Linked DNA regions of Homo sapiens: region 1 is linked to region 2. The links are chromatin loops, found by intact Hi-C in ENCODE. Cell type or tissue: HCT116. All regions are shown on one strand. Links, peaks and the distances in the headings refer to the core of each region. The heading gives the core; the rest is flanking DNA. Region 1 overlaps KRT82 (keratin 82). Region 2 has its middle 35 kb from the start of KRT80.

What was found. Peaks named below come from ENCODE experiments on the same cell type or tissue, not always from the same donor. Only the 100,000 strongest peaks of a DNase experiment are listed, where the experiment ranks them.
Region 1: a loop joins it to region 2, with 5 times the contacts of the local background. A loop is called at or near these places in 2 of 110 quality-filtered maps.

The regions. Positions count from the first base shown.
Region 1 is chr12:52,391,399-52,399,723 of GRCh38, reverse strand. It overlaps KRT82 (keratin 82), which reads left to right. Exons shown (of 9, transcript NM_033033.4): 6 at 2,716-2,841; 7 at 3,492-3,712; 8 at 3,934-3,965; 9 at 4,529-5,793. The coding sequence ends at 4,749. Among named protein-coding and RNA genes, the nearest start is that of KRT84, 9.9 kb to the right of the region's middle. RefSeq lists enhancers at 3,230-3,399, 3,522-4,023. In HCT116, for the core only: CTCF peaks have their summits at 1,454, 3,528 and 3,732 (motif pointing left); a DNase peak (open chromatin) is centred at 3,733.
Region 2 is chr12:52,152,943-52,161,267 of GRCh38, reverse strand. No RefSeq gene overlaps it. Among named protein-coding and RNA genes, the nearest start is that of KRT80, 35 kb to the left of the region's middle. In HCT116, for the core only: a CTCF peak has its summit at 4,314 (motif pointing left); a DNase peak (open chromatin) is centred at 4,323; H3K4me3 peaks cover 119 bases; H3K27ac peaks cover 996 bases.

The DNA.
Region 1 (8,325 bases), core at 155-8,154, 240 kb before region 2:
TTTTTACCTGCAGACTCACTGGAAGTGCTCCTGTAGGCAGCGTTCAGTAAACACTAATTGGTTTTACTGAACTGTAATGATGGCAAAGAGGGCTCTAAGCTTCGAGGCGTGGGAGGAGGCTAGTGGCATGGGGTGGCTACTAATGGTAGAGCAGAAACAGTGATTAAGATGGCCTCAGACTTAATAATTAGGGGCTTGCTTGGAGGGCAGGGGGGCCCTAAGGGTAATTAGATTTAACAAATATCATCATCTCAGCCTCTCCTGCCCTGCCTGTGAAAGGCGCCATGCATGCATGCACTCATTGGTCCACTCATTCAACACTGTGTATTCAGCATCAACCACGTGCCAAGCACAGTTCTAGAAGCTGGAGACACAGCAGGGAACAGAACAGACACTAGTCCCTGCCTTCATGTCGCTTTCATTCCAGAGACAAGCTGGGTTCCAGGGTAGGGTTGGAGGGGCAGGGTGATGGATGATAAACAAGGCACATAAGTGCAGTGGATGTATGTTAGACTGTGATACCAAGTGCTAGGAAGCAAATAAACCAGGGGAAGGGTAGGGAGTGTTGGAGTGCAGTTTCAATTAGGGTGGCCAGCAAGGATGTGCTTCCCAAACCAAAACACCAGCTAGCAGGAAGTGATTGCAAAGGTGGAGCAGCAGGTAAAGGGAGTTTGATGACAGAGGGAACAAATTGTGTCACAAAGGCAAAGGTGTTGTCATTTGATCTAATCTTGAAGGACAAATAAGATTCAAAGGGGAGATGGGGGGAGGGTGTGCCAGGCTGAGCAGCAGGTGCTAGGACACAGCAGCAGAAATTGAGGGGCCTGGAGTGCCATGTGCTGTGGAGATCGGGCTGGAGGGGTAGCTTGAGGCCAGGTCACAGCATCTGCAGGGCTGTGCTAAGTCATTTGGCTTTGTTCTGAAGGCAGTGGGTGCCACTGCCCAGGGAGTGCCCAAAGTGATGCTCTGCCCATTTTCTGGAGCTCCATGGTGGTTGGAAGTATGAAAACTTGAAATGGAGTCAGCTCCTGGTGAACCTGTCTGTGACCCACCCACGGCCAGGTTTCACTCTGGCTGGCCCTTCCTCTGGTTGCCCCTGGCAACAACCATCAGCCATGTTGGGTTCAGGATTACAACCACCTCATTTTCCCATCCTGCTAAGTCAGAATCTTAGAGAAAATTCTATTAGTTGAAGATTGCATTTGGCTACCAGGATCAGAAATTCTAAAAAAAAAAAAAAAAGTTAAAATTGAATTTTTACTTTTTTCTAAAGTAGCTTGAAGTACAAAATAGACTGCCCAGGATGACACAGAGATTCTGTGACATCATCAGGGACCCAGGATCCTTTGAGTTCACCATTCTGCCATCTGTAATACATGCTCCATCCTCTTGGTTGCCTCATGTTCCAAGAAAGCTGCAGCACCTCCAATCTCACATGCTTACGCCTGGCAGCAAGGAGAACAGAGGCAAAAAAAGCCAACTGGGTCATTCCCCCCTTTAAAGAGCTTACCCAGAAGCCCTACCCAGCCATGGTCATAGATCTCATTGATTGGAAGACTGAGAAATATTCTCTTATCTGGGCTCATTGTTACCCTAAATAAAAGCAGTGTTCTATTTGGTTCTGGGTTTTTTCTGTTGCTGTTATTTTTGTTTTTTGTTTGTTTGTTTATTTTGAGATGGAGTCTTGCTCTATTGCCCAGGCTAGAGTGCAGTGAGTGGTGCAATCTCGCCTCACTGCAACCTCTGCCTCCCAGGTTCAAGTGATCCTCCTGCCTCAGCCTCCCAAGTAGCTGGGATTATAAGCATGCACCACCATACTCAGCTAATTTGTGTATTTTTAGTAGTGATGGGGTTTCACCATGTTGGCCAGGCTGGTCTTGAACTCTTGACCTCAAATGATCTGCCCGCCTCAGCCTTCCAAAATGCTGGCATTACAGGTGTCAGTCACTGAGCCCAGCCAGGGGTTCTGTTTTAAGAAGAGGACAATGGATATTTACTAGGCAACTGCAGACTTTCCTACTGTAACCAAATAACAAAAGAGCCAATGAGTGTGATTATGTGCTTATCTCTCATTTTGCATTTTCTATATAATATGCTCCCACTCACTATCAGAAAATCTAAAGTCAGCTAATTTTTTAAAACTTACAAATGTAATCTGTACACACTACTATTCAGAAATTGGATTCAGAGTGCAAAGGTTTTTATAAAAAAGTGTTACCTCAAGGTAGGACATAAATTGCATTTTGTTTTTTTTATTGTTTTTGTGGAAAACATACAAATGTTCTCATCCTGATGGGCAGACCCATCCTAATGGGCAGTCCTTGGTCTGTTAGGCAACCCAGGCTGAGCACAGAAACCCCTTCCAAGTTCCAGAGGCATATCTAAAAGGGAGGGAGCCCTCAGGTGAACTTGGGCTCTGGGACAGAGAAAAGGACCAGACACAGAACAGCTCAACAGAGGAGGGGATCTCAGAGGCTGGAGAAAAATCTAACAAGCCTGGAGCTGGGGATGGGGTGAGATGGGAATCAGGAACAGCCCACATAAAGGACCCAAAATTGCCCAGAAGCGGAAGAAGGTAAAGGAGCAGAACCAGTATGAGAACCAGAGAACACCTGAACTAGGAAGTCACGGGAGAAAAGACTGGGAACAGTGAGAAAAGAGGCTAGGAGATGCCATCTTGTGGGGCCTGGGGCTCTGACCTCTCTGTCCTGGCAGTATGAGGAGCTGAGAGTCACAGCTGGGAACCACTGTGACAACCTCCGCAACCGTAAGAACGAGATCCTGGAAATGAATAAACTGATCCAGCGGCTGCAGCAAGAAACCGAGAATGTCAAAGCCCAGGTGAGGCTGGGGAGGACTTCCTTGCTGCAACAGCCATCCTGGGCTGACTGGCCAGTCTGTGCCGTGCAGGGCGGGTTCAATCCTTGCTGTGAGTGCCATTGAAGAGGGAATAAACTTGTGCTGCCTTGCTCAAGCAGAAGCAAGCCCTTTCTACCAAAGGGCTGACCCACAGCAGGATGAGCAGCCACAGGAAATAGTCAGGTCCCCAACAGAAACGAGGTGACCAATGTCAAAGATGAGAAGCAAGGATGCTTCACTAGGTGCAAGTATAGAAAAGATGCACTCCACGGTCCCTTCAGACCCAAAGACTGTGATTCTATGATCCTGAAATTCAAGGTGACTCTCAGTTGTTCATAAAATCAGACCCACTCCATTCTCCTGGGCTAGGGAAGACCAGCTGGGCATTTAAAACATATTAACCCCACAGAAATTTCTCAGCATACTTAAGAGGAAAATCCCCGCTCTCTTGGAGGTATTTTAGACAGAAAACCCATCCCAGTTCCCTGGAGGAACCAGATGTCGCAATCCTAGGATGAAGCTCGCAAATGTGAGCCTGGCACGTAGCCACCCCCGTGTTCTCTCTGCTCTTCTGCGAGTCTGGCTTGGGGCTCCAGGGCCCCCAGTGATGCTTTTCTGCGCCCCTCCCACAGCGCTGCAAACTTGAGGGTGCCATAGCTGAGGCAGAGCAGCAGGGCGAGGCGGCTCTCAATGATGCCAAGTGCAAGCTGGCAGGGCTGGAGGAGGCTCTGCAGAAGGCCAAGCAGGACATGGCCTGCCTGCTCAAGGAATATCAGGAGGTGATGAACTCCAAGCTGGGCCTGGACATCGAGATCGCCACCTACAGGCGCCTGCTGGAGGGTGAAGAGCACAGGTGAGCTCCTCCAGGAGGGGGTCAAAGATGGGCTACCAGGTATGGCCATTACCCAGCCCTCTGGTGGCGGCTGCTAGTATCTCTCACCCCGTCCCCTACCCACATTCATTGAAAACCCACAGCAGCACATGGTCCACAATGAGGGCGGGAGCGGGGAGATGCTGCATTTACCTGCATCTGTTTGATGTAGATACCTGTTTTCTTTTTCCTCTCATCCCCAGGCTGTGCGAAGGCATCGGGCCCGTGAATATCTGTAAGTAGATGAGCCATGCCCCACTGGCTCTGGAGTCTTGGGGGTTGATCACCCCAACACAGGCAGCCCACACCACCCCTTCCTAGACCTCTGATGCCTCCCCTACCCCAAAGGAAGAGCTCTGTCTGCCGTGAGCTCCCAGGCTGGTGGAAAGGGCTATCCAAATCTTTTGGGAGTCAGACTAGGAGCAGATTTGCAACAACATGGTCCAAGTGCTTCAGGGCCCAGAAGCCACAAATAACCACCCTGACAAGAGGATGCTCTTCTAGAGGAAGAGGATTTGAAGCAAGCTTAGGAAGGAGGGACCAGTAGAAACTGAGAAATGGTGAAGCTGAATCCAGCCTGGCCTTGCCCAGGCTCTAGGGAAAGGAGAGAGGTGCATGGGGACCTTGCAAGCACTTTATGTGGCTAGGGTGGGAGACGCGGAGGCTGGAGGCTGGAATGGGGTGTCTGTAGAGGTGAGTGGCAGGAGGTGGGAGGAATGGCCTGGCTGAGTAGTTTCAGGGCAGTACACTGAGAGCCACACCGTGTGGGGCCCTGAGCACCCCTTCCTGTTCCCACAGCAGTGAGCAGCTCCAAAGGCGCCTTCCTGTACGAGCCATGTGGGGTCAGCACGCCTGTCCTCAGCACTGGCGTCCTCAGGAGCAATGGGGGCTGCAGCATCGTGGGCACTGGTGAACTCTATGTCCCCTGCGAGCCCCAGGGGCTACTGAGCTGTGGGAGCGGGCGGAAATCCAGCATGACGCTAGGAGCTGGGGGCAGCTCCCCCAGCCACAAGCATTAGCATGATCCGAGACATCCAGGAGACAGAGCCCCTGCCCCATGGCCCTGGATGTCACACTCCCACCAGGGCTGAAGACAAGGATGTTCCAAAACCCCACCTCCCTTTATTGACTCCACATTCCCCTCCAGTGTTCCCTCCTTGAGAGCTGAGCTGCCCCTAGGACCCCTCCTTTGCCTCATGAGTCACCTTCCACTCACCTGTGTGCAGACCCTCAGCTAGGCCCAGATGGTGGGGACAGACGGCAGAGAAAGAGCATGCATTGCTCTTAACCGCAGAATGGCAATAACCCCCAAAAGGTCAAATGGGCACACCACAGTTCTGCTCTGTGGATCATCCCATGGAAGTTTCCTCACAAAGTCAGCTCCTCTCCCACCACAGGCTCACACTGCCCTTACTTTAGGCTCTCATGCCCCTAAGAAAAGTGAATTTCCTTTAACACCGCCTGAAACATGCACACTGCAAATATCAAAAGGAGACACCCCCAAATCCCACTCTAAATTCCAAAGCCAAGTGCCACGATTTCAGGATCAGTCAGGACCTGCCAATGTCCTCTCAGCACAGAGAATCAAGAGGTGGCCTTTGGGCAGTAGATTTACTTTCTCAGGTATGTTGAACCCAAACTGTGAGAATAAATCTTTCTCCTGAGCTCACATTGGCAGGTGATGTCAGGCCAATGCCTAGAACAAAGGGCAAAGGGATATGGAATGTTTACTGGACAGTTGGAAAACCAAAAACAGATACCATTTTCTCAATGGAATCAGTTCCCCCTCCACCCATCCCCTTCTGTACATAGCCGCCCCTTCCTGTTCCCCAACCCTTTAGCTCCTTTTGCTTTGAGTCTGATATGACAGTGATGTGGGGCTGCCCCAGCTGACTTGGAGGCCCTGGCTCAGGAGCTCATAGATGGAGGAGGTGTGGGCTGACTACCTCCCAGAAGCCCCTCATGCCAAGCCTGTCCCACTGGGGCTCCAGGGCCTCTGCCCTGAACATCTGGGCTTCTGTTCAAAATAAACCTACTCTGTTCATGGATTATAGCAATCAGGATTATTTACTCTGCTCTGTGGAAAGTGTGATAAGGCTGAGGGGGAACTGGTGAGCAGCTTTTTGGGACTGGAGTCTTCGGAACAGAAATGAAGACTATTATACAAACAGAAACACTACATGTAAATAATTTGCAAATTGCCTGTGGAAGAAATAGGGCTCTATACAAATCACACTTAAAACCTGCACGTCACACCCCAATGGTTTGCAAGTCACTTGCCATGTTAAAAGCCACAAGCCCATTGCACACAGGCCTCCTCACTACATGGTGTCCTATACACATCCTAGAGAAAATCCTTGGGGTCCTCTATTGTGTCTAGACTTAGCAGCCCCCAAGCCCTAGGCTCTGTCCCTATCCCGAACCATTCTCAGTGCCTGGATACCCCCAGCTCCAGGAAAGCAGTGAAGATGGTGGCAGCCCATGGAGTGAGGAGGACCAGGACACTCCAGTCTCCTCTCCCCATTTAGAGAGCCCAAGACCTGGAGATTTGGCGGCGGTGCTTCCACCCTCTGTGAGGCCTCAGTCCCCTTTCCTCTGCCTCACCGACCCCCTGAAACAGCCCCTCCTGGGGGGTGCTTTCCCCCTTATGGCTCCCCTCTCCTGAGAGTTGGGATGACTCCCCACTCTCCCCAAAGAGCACCCATGCTGCGCCAAGCCCTGCATTAGAGGCTGGTGCTGCAGAATTGACTAAGACTCCCTCTTAACCTTGGAAGGACGCTCAGCCTCCCGGAGAGAAGATTCATAAATAATGAGGGCCAAACAGCATGGGAGCCCCAAGAAGCAGCTCACGACTGCCTGGCGAGGGTCAGAGACAGGATCACAGGGAAGACTGTATGGACAGGGGCTGAAGGGAAGTCTAGAGTCAGATCTGAGAGCAAGCATAGTCAGCAGAACCCATTCCTTCACATTCTCATTGGCTCATTCTGCATCTCTCAAGCACCTGCTATGGGGCTGGCTACCCAGGGCCTGGAGACTCAGTGCGGAATGAGACAGCCCTGGTCACGGCCAGTTTACCCCATAAAGCGCAGTAGACACTGTATGTGGGGCCGATGGTAGAGAATGTAAGATGGGGCAGCCACTGTGGAAGACAGCCTGGCAGTTCCTGAGCGTGGTCCCCACAGAGGTACAAGGTGAGTCAGCACTATCACTCTTAGGCATACATCCAAGAGAGATAGAAACCTATGTCCATGCAGAAACATGCCCGTGAAAGTTTATCACATTACTCCTAATAACTAAAATGTGGAAACAACACTGTGTAGACATGTCACAGTGTCTATCCAAAATATGGCACACCTACACAATGGAATATTCTCTGCCATATAAAGGAGTCCTGTGCTGATACATGCTACAGCATGGATGAACCTTGGAAACATTATGCAAAGTGAAAGAAGCCAGTCACGAAAGGCCACCTATTTTACAATTCCATTTGTATGAATGTCCAGAATATGGGAATCCACAGAGAAAGCAGAGCTGTGGCTGCTTAGGGCTGGAAGGAGGAGAATACAGAGCTTAGGGGAGTCATAGAAGCCACAGCTAAAGGTTGCTTTGGCCCGGTGTGGTGGCTGCACCTGCAGTCCCAGCCACTTGGGAAGCTGAAGCAGGAGGATCACTTGAGCCCAGAAGTTCAAGATTGCAGTGAGCTATAATCGCACCACTGCACTCCAGCCTGGGTGACAGAGCAAGACCTTGTCGCTTAAAAAACATTTTTTTTTTATAAAAAATAAAGGTTTCTTCTGGGGTGATGAAAATGTTCTAAAATTGGCTGTATTGATGGTTGCACACTCTAAAAGCCATTGACTCTTACATTTTAAATGAATGAATTATATACAGTAATAGCAATTATATCTCAGTAAGGCTATTTTTTTTAAATGGGGCCTTGGCCGCATGCCCCATGGGCTTACAGCCTACCGGGAAATACAGACCGGGGACACAAAATTACAGCTGTGAGGACTGTTGTGATGGTGGCAGAGCAGAAGGCCATGGGGACAGAACTGAGAGTCCCACCTTAGTCCTGAGGCTCTGGAAGCTCCCAGGAGGAGGGGCAGGCAAGCCTGAGTCCTGGAGGCCCACGGGACTGTCTGGGCAGGATGCCAGCAGCAGGCTCCAGGCTGGGGCATCACAGCTGCCAGCTGGGCACGCAGCACATGGCTGGGGCCTGTGAGTGTGATTCCGGGGATGCACATCCACATGCTGGGAAAGAGAGAAGGAAATGATGGATCTGAGAGCCTTGTTCCCACTTGAAGCCTCGTCTCTCTGGACCTGGGCCTGGATCCAGCTCCACTCCCTGCTGAGGACTAATTCAGAGCACCCTAGAGCCAGAGTGACCCTCCGCCCTGTAGTCAGCAAACAGATTCCAAGGAGACTGGCCACCCCATCTCACAGATGGCTGCTCGAGGCCCAGGAAACGGCCCACCTTGGTGTTGGGACTGAGCTAAGAATGAAGCAGAAGAGGGAAGGAAGACTCCCCCCACTGCGGTGAGGTAGGCTCGGGGCCTGGTAACCACCCTTTTGGGATTTTGGTTCCAGAGTGCCTG
Region 2 (8,325 bases), core at 199-8,198:
CAGCAGAGTGCCGACGGTGCCGCATGGCTTCTTTTGTCCACTTACAATAAAGTGAGAGAAGAGAGAATGACTCAAAGATGGAATTTATAATTTCAAAGAAAGCAGAACAGAAAGATTTGGAAAACTCTCAGCCTGGCCATTTAAAGAATAAAAAAGCAGCCGTGCGCGGTGGCTTATGCCTGTAATCCCAACACTTTGGGAGGCTGAGGCAGGCAGATCACGAGGTCAGGAGATCGAGACCATCCTGGCTAACACCATGAAACCCCATCCCTACTAAAAAAAAATACAAAAAATTAGCTGGACGTGGTGGCACACACCTGTAATCCCAGCTACTCAAGAGGCTGATGCAGGAGAATCGCTTGAACCTGGGAGGCGGAGGTTGCAGTGAGCGGAGATTACGCCATTGCACTCCAGCCTGGGCGACAATGTGAGCCTCTGTCTCAAAAGAAAAAAAAGAATAAAAAAAGCATGTTTGGGTGAGAGCACTAAGCATATAGCCAAGTGACCATTTGCTAAAGTGATTAATATGGATAAAAGGAAGCCAGGTTCTATTCATCAAGACAATGGGGGAATGAACCTGAAGGCATTTAGGAGATCTTCAAGGCAAACCAGGAGCTTGAGGGCAAGGTTTCCAGAGAGCTGCCCAAGGGAAATCAGCATTCACTGCCCCATCCACCTCAAGACTCTGCTCCCCGATTTCCAGTGCAGTGCCCCTTGGCTGTCCCAGCCATGGCTCAAGCAGGTCCAGGTGCAGTTTGACCCACCACTCCAGAAGGTACAAGCTGTAAACCTTGGTGGCATCCCTGTGATGCTAATTCTGCAGGTGGGCAGAATATAAAAACTGTGGGGCCTTGGCAGCCTCCACCTGGATTTCAAATGATGTCATCGACAGCCTGAGGGCCCAGACAGAGACTTTTCACAGGGGCAGAGCCACCAGAGAGAGTTCCTGCCAGGAATGCCTAGTGGAGCCATGGGAGCGAGGCCACCTCAGAGACCCCAGAACTGTAGACTACCAATGTGCCACTCCAGCCCGGGAGAGCTGCTGCATGGGCTGAGTTCAGCAAAGCTGTGGGAACTGGCTTTCCCAACCCTTTGGGGGCCCAAATCCCTCAGTGTAGGAAGCACATGGAGTGAAAGATTATCCTGGAGTCTTAAGTTGTAATGTTGGCTGGGCACGGTGGCTCATGCCTGTAGTCCCAGCACTTTAGGAAGCCAAGGTGGGCAGATCACCTGAGGTCAGGAGTTCAAGACCAGCCTGGCCAATATGGCAATACCCTGTCCCTACTAAAAATACAAAAATTAGCTGGGCGTGGTGGTGCACACCTGTAATCCCAGCTATTTGGGAGGCTGAGCTAGGAGAATCGCTTGAACCCAGAAGGCGGAGGTTGCAGTGAGCTAAGATTGTACCACTGCATTTCAGCCTAGGGAACAGAGCTAGACTCCGTCTCAAAAAAAAAAAAAGATGAATGTTGTCTGCCATGTTGGGTTTTGGAATTGCTTGGGGCCTATTACCCCTTTCTTCTTGCCTATTTCTCCTTTTGGGATGTGAACGTCTGTCCTATGCCTGTCACACCATTGTATTTTGGAAGTAGATCACTTGTTTTTATGTCACAGGCTCACAGATGGAGGGGAATGTGCTCCAGGGTGAATGATAACTTCAGTCTCTCTATGTATGATTTAGATTTAGACTCTAGACTTTGGACTTTTGAGTTGATGCTGAAACAAGTTAAGACTTTCAGGGCCATTGGGATGGAATGAACGTATTTTGCATAGGAGAAGGACATGAATTTTAGAGGCCAGGGGTAGAATGCTATGGTTTGAGTGTGTCCCACAAATTCATGTATTAGAGCTTAATTCCCAATGCAGCATGTTGAGAGGCAGGATGTTTAAGAGGTGATTAGGTCATGGGGGCTCTACTGTCATGAATGAATTTATGTTACTGCAGGAATGGGTTTGTTATAAAAATGAGTTTGGGCCGGGCACGATGGCTCACACCTGTAATCCCAGCACTTTTGGAGGCCGAGGTGGGTGGATCATGAGGTCAGGAGATCGAGACCATCCTGCTAACACAGTGAAACCCCATCTCTACTAAAAATACAAAAAAATTAGCCGGGCGTGGTGGTGGGCGCCTGTAGTCCCAGCTACTTGGGAGGCTGAGGCAGGAGAATGGCGTGAACCTGGGAGGTGGAGCTTGCAGTGAGCCGAGATTGCACCACTGCACTCCAGCCTGGGCGACAAAGCGAGACTCCGTCTCAAAAAAAAAATGAGTTTGGCCTTCTCTTGTTCTCTGTCATGCACTGTATCCCATGTGATGCCTTCTGCCATGTCATGATGCAGCAAGAAGCCATCAGGCCATCACAAAATGCAGCCCCATGATCTTGGACTTCCCAGCCTCCAGAACCATGTGCCAAATAAACTTCTATTGTTTATAAAGTACCCAGTCTATAGTCTTCAGTTATAGCAGCACAAAAGGGACTAACATCCCCAGGCCCCTAGCCCCCAAAAGGTTATGCCAGCATCAACTCAACTGCAGCCTTTAAATCGTGCCCCCCCAACCCCCGACCCATCATTAGCCCCCGTCAGGAAGAGGGGTGTGCCACTGCAAGGCCAGCACTCAACATTCACTTGACAAACATGCATTGACAAATATTTATTGATACTTACGATGTGCCAGGCACATTCTAGGCCCTGGGGATACAGCTGTGAACAAATCTGCCCAAATCCCAGCCCACATGGAGTTTATGTTCTCATGGGAAGAAAAAAACAAGGAAGAAATATATTCATGTAAAAGACATAGCTGACTAGACGTTGATAAAAAGTGCTATGGAGAAAACTAAAGCAGAAAGAGCATAGGGAATGTTGAGAGTAGGGTGATTAATAGGGAGGTCAGGAAAAGCCTCACTAAGAAAGGAACATTTTGGCCAGGCGCAGTGTCTCACGCCTGTAATCCCAGCACTTTGGCCGGCCAAGGCGGGTGGAACACCTGAGGTCAGGAGTTCGAGACCAGCCTGGCCAACATGGTGAAACCCCGTCTCTACTAAAAGTACAAAAAAATTAGCTGAGTGTGGTGGCAGGTGCCTGTAGTCCCAGCTACTGGGGAGGCTGAGGCAGGAGAATCACTTGAACCCAGGAGATAGAGGTTACAATGAGCTGAGATTGAACCACTGCACTCCACCCTGGGTGACAGAGTGAGACTCCATCTCAAAAAAAAAAAAAACAAGAGATGAAGAAACAAGCCACGCAGAAGCCTGGGGAAGACCATTCCAGGAAGAGAGAATAGCAAGGCCAGAGGCCCAGAGGCAGAACAGCAAGGGCAAAGGCCCGGAGGCAGAACCTGCCTATCATGTTTGAGGACTTGCGAGGAGGGATGAGGGGAGAGGCGGGGGGTTCAGCCTACACTAGGCCTCAGGGGCCACTGTTGAACCTCAGCTTTGACTGAATGAGATGGAGGGTTTGGATCTGACCTCTGCAGTAAGAGGCAGGGGACCACAGCAGTACCATAATATCTGGACTTTTCTCAGCCTGCATTTGATAAGCAATAAAAGAGGAAAGGGCCTTCCCTGCCAGTCTCTGCCTTTTGTCCCATAATTTCCACTTCAAATAATCAAATGGGGGGAATAGTGATCATTTTGTATCCCAAGTATCCTAAGATACTCCCCCCGTTAGAATGTTAGCTCCCTAGCAGTGGCAGGAGCCACTGAGTGTGACTTGATCATTACCATATCCCCAGCGCCTTGCAGTGGACCTGGCACTTAGTAGATGCTTGGAGAAATGTGCAGACATACCAATGACGGAGGCTCTGGCAACCTCTCATAACCTCCAGGGTGACGTTGCGTGTCCAGGCCTGAGCTGGACACCTGGAAGACATTGCCCCATTCAGGAGAGCTCAGGTCACCCAGAGGCAACGCTGAAGTCAGACCTTGAGCGTGCCTGACTCTAGAGCCCTTGCCTTCCTTCCCCTCCTCACTGTCACCAAGAGCCAACACCCCCTGCCTCCAGAGGGACATGCAGGCCAGTGTGGTCACTCTCACCTCCCTCCGGCTCATTGGGCCCGGAATGTTCTCAGAGGGTGAGGGATTGTCCCTGTGTCTGTCCTTCTGAGGGTCTGTGAGTCTGTTGGAGAGGGCCTGTCCCTCTGGGGAGGATGTGTATATCTGGCCCTCTGGGAGTCTGCCCCTCATGTTGCAAAGTTCATGTTCCTCCACCCTTTCCCCGCAGGTGGGTCTGTGCCCGTGGTTCAGCCCTACCCTCCCCACTCCCATTCCCACCTGCTTGTTCCATGGCTCCCCACCATCTGCAGGCTCTGAGCGCCCCCTGCTGACCACTGCCTCATCTGCACCTCCACGCCCAATGGGGAACCAGATACCTATGGCCTGGGGTCTGGGACAGTGCAAAGAGCTGTTCCTGGGGCGAGGTGAGAGGATCGCTTGAGCTCAGGGGTTCGAGACAAGCCTGGGCAATATAGTGAGACCCCATCTCTATCTAAAAATAAAAATAAAAAATAAGAAAGAGGTAAGTACAGGGGGCAGGATTAGCCTCCTTGAGGCCTCTACCCCTGACTGGGGGCTGAAAAACACCTAGGCCCGCCTCCACACCTGGCCTTAATCTCTTTCATCCCATCCGCCACCTTCCTATTCAACACTCATCCCTGCCAATCCTACCTCTCCCCAAGCGCCCCTCCTTCGAAGTCCCTGTACCACCAGCAAGGCCATCACACATCCTGCTGTGACACTGACTCAGTGGGACTGACATGCAAATAGATTCCACACATGTGGTGAGTCAGGAGCCTGAGAAGGGGACACAGGCTGAGTGAACTGGAGTGAGGTCAGCCTTTGGAGATGACCACATATACCTGGGGACATGGCTATCTGCAGATATGAACACACATATGCACAGCCTATGCACACACCTACTCACAAATGCAGGCACACTGTGCACAAGCATATGTTCTTATGCATATGTTCACATGTGCACACATACAACACATACATGTGTACCCAACATACGTGCATTGTGCAAACATAAGTGCAAATGGACATCTGTGTGCACACCTCCATCCCTGGGCGGAGACATCCACGCCTACATGCAGGTGTCCTCAACAGGCGCAGGCAGACTGAGGCCCACCATCAAAGCACACATCCGCACATGTGCATACACATAGCCCTTGATCAGTGCTCACATGCACACACGTCCACAGGTGCCAGGAGTATAACTGGACTGAAGTCAGACAGACCTCAATTTGAACCCTGACCTGGCTTTATCACTCAGTTGCTCTGTGACCCTGAGCATCTGCAACTTTCAGAGCCTCAGTTTCCCCACCTGTAAAACTGGGTAATAAGGATGCCTGCCTATAGGGTTGGGAAGATTAAAGGAGACAATACATGGAGCAGACCTGCAACACAGACCTGCAACACAGCTAATGCCAGCAAGCATTAGCTGGCAGAACCCCAGCCTCAGACCTGTATATAACTGTGACTATAAAGTAATGAGAAGGGTCCCCTCTGGGGCGTGAGTCCCCCAGCACAGGCACACACATACACATGCACACACACACACACACACACACACACACACAGAGGCTGCTCTGTGTTTCTGCTGTTTACAAAGCTGCCTAGCTACGACCTGAGATCAGGAGCATGTGGGCTCACTTGGGAGCCCCACCCTTCCTCCCCAGCCTGTCAGAACAGGGCCTAGCGGGGAATCCTGCATTCCTCCTCCTCTTGGCTACAGCCTTTAGGGGTACAAAATGGAGGCCTTGGAGTCCTACTTCCCCCAGGCCCCCCCATAGGCTTTGCCCTTTTGCAGTGGATTGTGGCTGCTTTAAGGAGCTCCCTGAGATTGGGGGAGACTAGGGTCCCCCTGGAGGCTCTCCAGCCTGCCTGACAGTCCTCTCCTCAGCTCCATCCCCCTACAAGCCCGTGGCTGCTAAGACCATGTTTCTGGTGGAGGGAGGCCCACGGTGTCCCACCACATACTCTCCCCATGACCTCCTGGAAAAAGGAAGATGGCCAGTGTCCTCCTCTCCCGAGGATGCTAAGTCCCCTTGCAAAACCCTGCCCTGACAGGCCACTGCTGCCCCAACCCCCATGGCCACCCCAGTGCCTAAGCACTGAGGGAGAGGAGTTCCCTGTCGTGTACTCAGAGTGGAGAATAACTTGAGCTGATAAGCTAACTCTGAAGACCTTCCAGGGGATCAGGGATAGCCACATGGCCCCACGTAGTTTCAAGGTCAACCCTCGAAAGTGTAGCTTTCTGGCTGGGTGCAGTGGCTCATGCCTGTAATCCTAGCACCTTGGGAGGCCGAGGCAGGTGGATCACCTGAGGTCAGGAGTTCGAGACCAGCCTGGCCAACATGGTGAAACTCCATCTCTACTAAAAATACAAAAAATTAGCCAGGTGTGTTGGCCCACACCTGTAATCCCAGTTACTTGGGAGGCTGAAGCAGGAGAATCATTTGAACCCAGGAAGTGGGGGCTGCAGTGAGCCAAGATCACACCGCTGCACTCCAGCCTGGGTGACAAAGTGAGATTCCATCTCCAATAAAAAAAAAAAAAAAATTGTAGCTTTCAGCTGGGAGCAGCTCATGCCTGTGTGTGATCCCAGCACTTTGGGAGGCCAAGGCAGGTGGATGGCTTTGAGCACAGGAGTTCAAGACCAGCCTGCGCAACATAGTGAAACGCCATCTATACAAAAAATACAAAAATTAGCCGGACATGGTGGCATGTGCCTGTAGTCCCAGCTACTCAGGAGGCTGAGGTAGGAGGATGGCTTGAGCCTGGGAGGCAGAGGTTGCAGTGAGTGGAGATCGTGCCACTGCACTCCATCCTGGGTGACAGAGTGAGACCCTATCAAAAAAGAAAAGAAGGTGTAGTTTTCAGACACCAAACACTCGACCTATCAAGCCTCAAAAGGCTAATATGGGTCCCTTCCCCTTACCTGACCTTACCCCAAGCAGAAGAGAAACACAAACTTGTGCCTGTTCTGGTACTGCCTGGCCTGGCCTCTCCTACCTGATGTCTCTGAGGGGAAGTTGGGGCACGTTGGAGCCTGGAGGAACAGCAGAAATTGCTGCCATACTTAGCAGACAATGATCCCCTTCCTTTAGTCCTCTGAAAACTAAACCAGCCAAAAAGTAGCTGGTACAGCCCAGGTAGGCCCATCCCCTCCCATTTCCCTCCAAAATAGGTCAGGGCCACCTCACACCTCAGGTTTGGGGATATAGTGGGTAGCACAGGCATCCTCCAGGGGGTAACATACTAAAACCATGAATGTCACCTACCCCTCATTTTACAGATGGAGAAACTGAGGTCCAGAGAGAGGAAGGGCCTTGCTCTAAGCCGCACAGCCTGTCAACCAACAGAGCAGGACTTTAAACCAGGAGCTGGACCTCCTGACCCCTCCCCACAGTTTTTGGAGACGGTCAGGACTCAGGTGACCCTCGAACTCTGAGCGTTGCCCTATGTCCTAGCACTGCCCCGCTGGTGGAGAAGAAAGGGAAAGAGGGGATATACCAGTGGAAACAGCTGATGCCCTCTGTCAAGGAGCAGGCTGAGGGGGACCTTCCCCCAGGGCTGAGCCTTAGGGTTAGTGGGATTTACATTGCCCAGACAAGGTCTCTTCTGGAACTTCGAAGCCCAGACCATGGCCAGGAGAGTGTCACTGGTATGGCCACAGCCAGACCTGGGCTTGGGAAGGGGACCCTGAACATATTCTGAGACACACACCCTCTCTTTGCCGTTTCAAACCAACCCAAAAAATGTGGAGATAGGGAAAGGGGAAGAGAGCACTATGCTGGGAGTCAAGGGCCCTGGTTCTCGTCCTGCTTCTGCCGCTAACTTGCTGGAGGAACTTGAGCCTCAGTTTACCCATCTGTCAGACAGAAATGAAGTTTGCACTCCCCTCCCCCCACCACCCTCCTATGCTGCCAGAGCCTGCCCTTCATGGCCTCAGTCTCTCCCTCCAAATGCCAGGAATGTGCCTCCCACTCCCCTCTCTGTCCTGGCCCTGCGGGTCAAGGGCAGGGTCAGCAGAGGCTGAGGGGTGAGCCACTCTCCAGCCCCTTCCAGGCTGCCCATGGCCCCGGCTTCCCCTCAGAGACACCAGGCAGGGGAGGCCAGGCCAGGCAGTACCAGAACAGGCCAAAGTTTGTGTTTCCTTCTCAGTCTCCCACCTTCCACCCACTCACCTAGCCTGGGAGCCATGGGCAGCCATGGGATGAAGCTGGGGCCCCAAGAGGCCCGTTCCTGAGGAGCCTTGCCCTGGGGGGCTGCCAGTCTGATAAGGGAGGTGCCTGACGTCATAAGCCTTACCTACTGATCAACACCA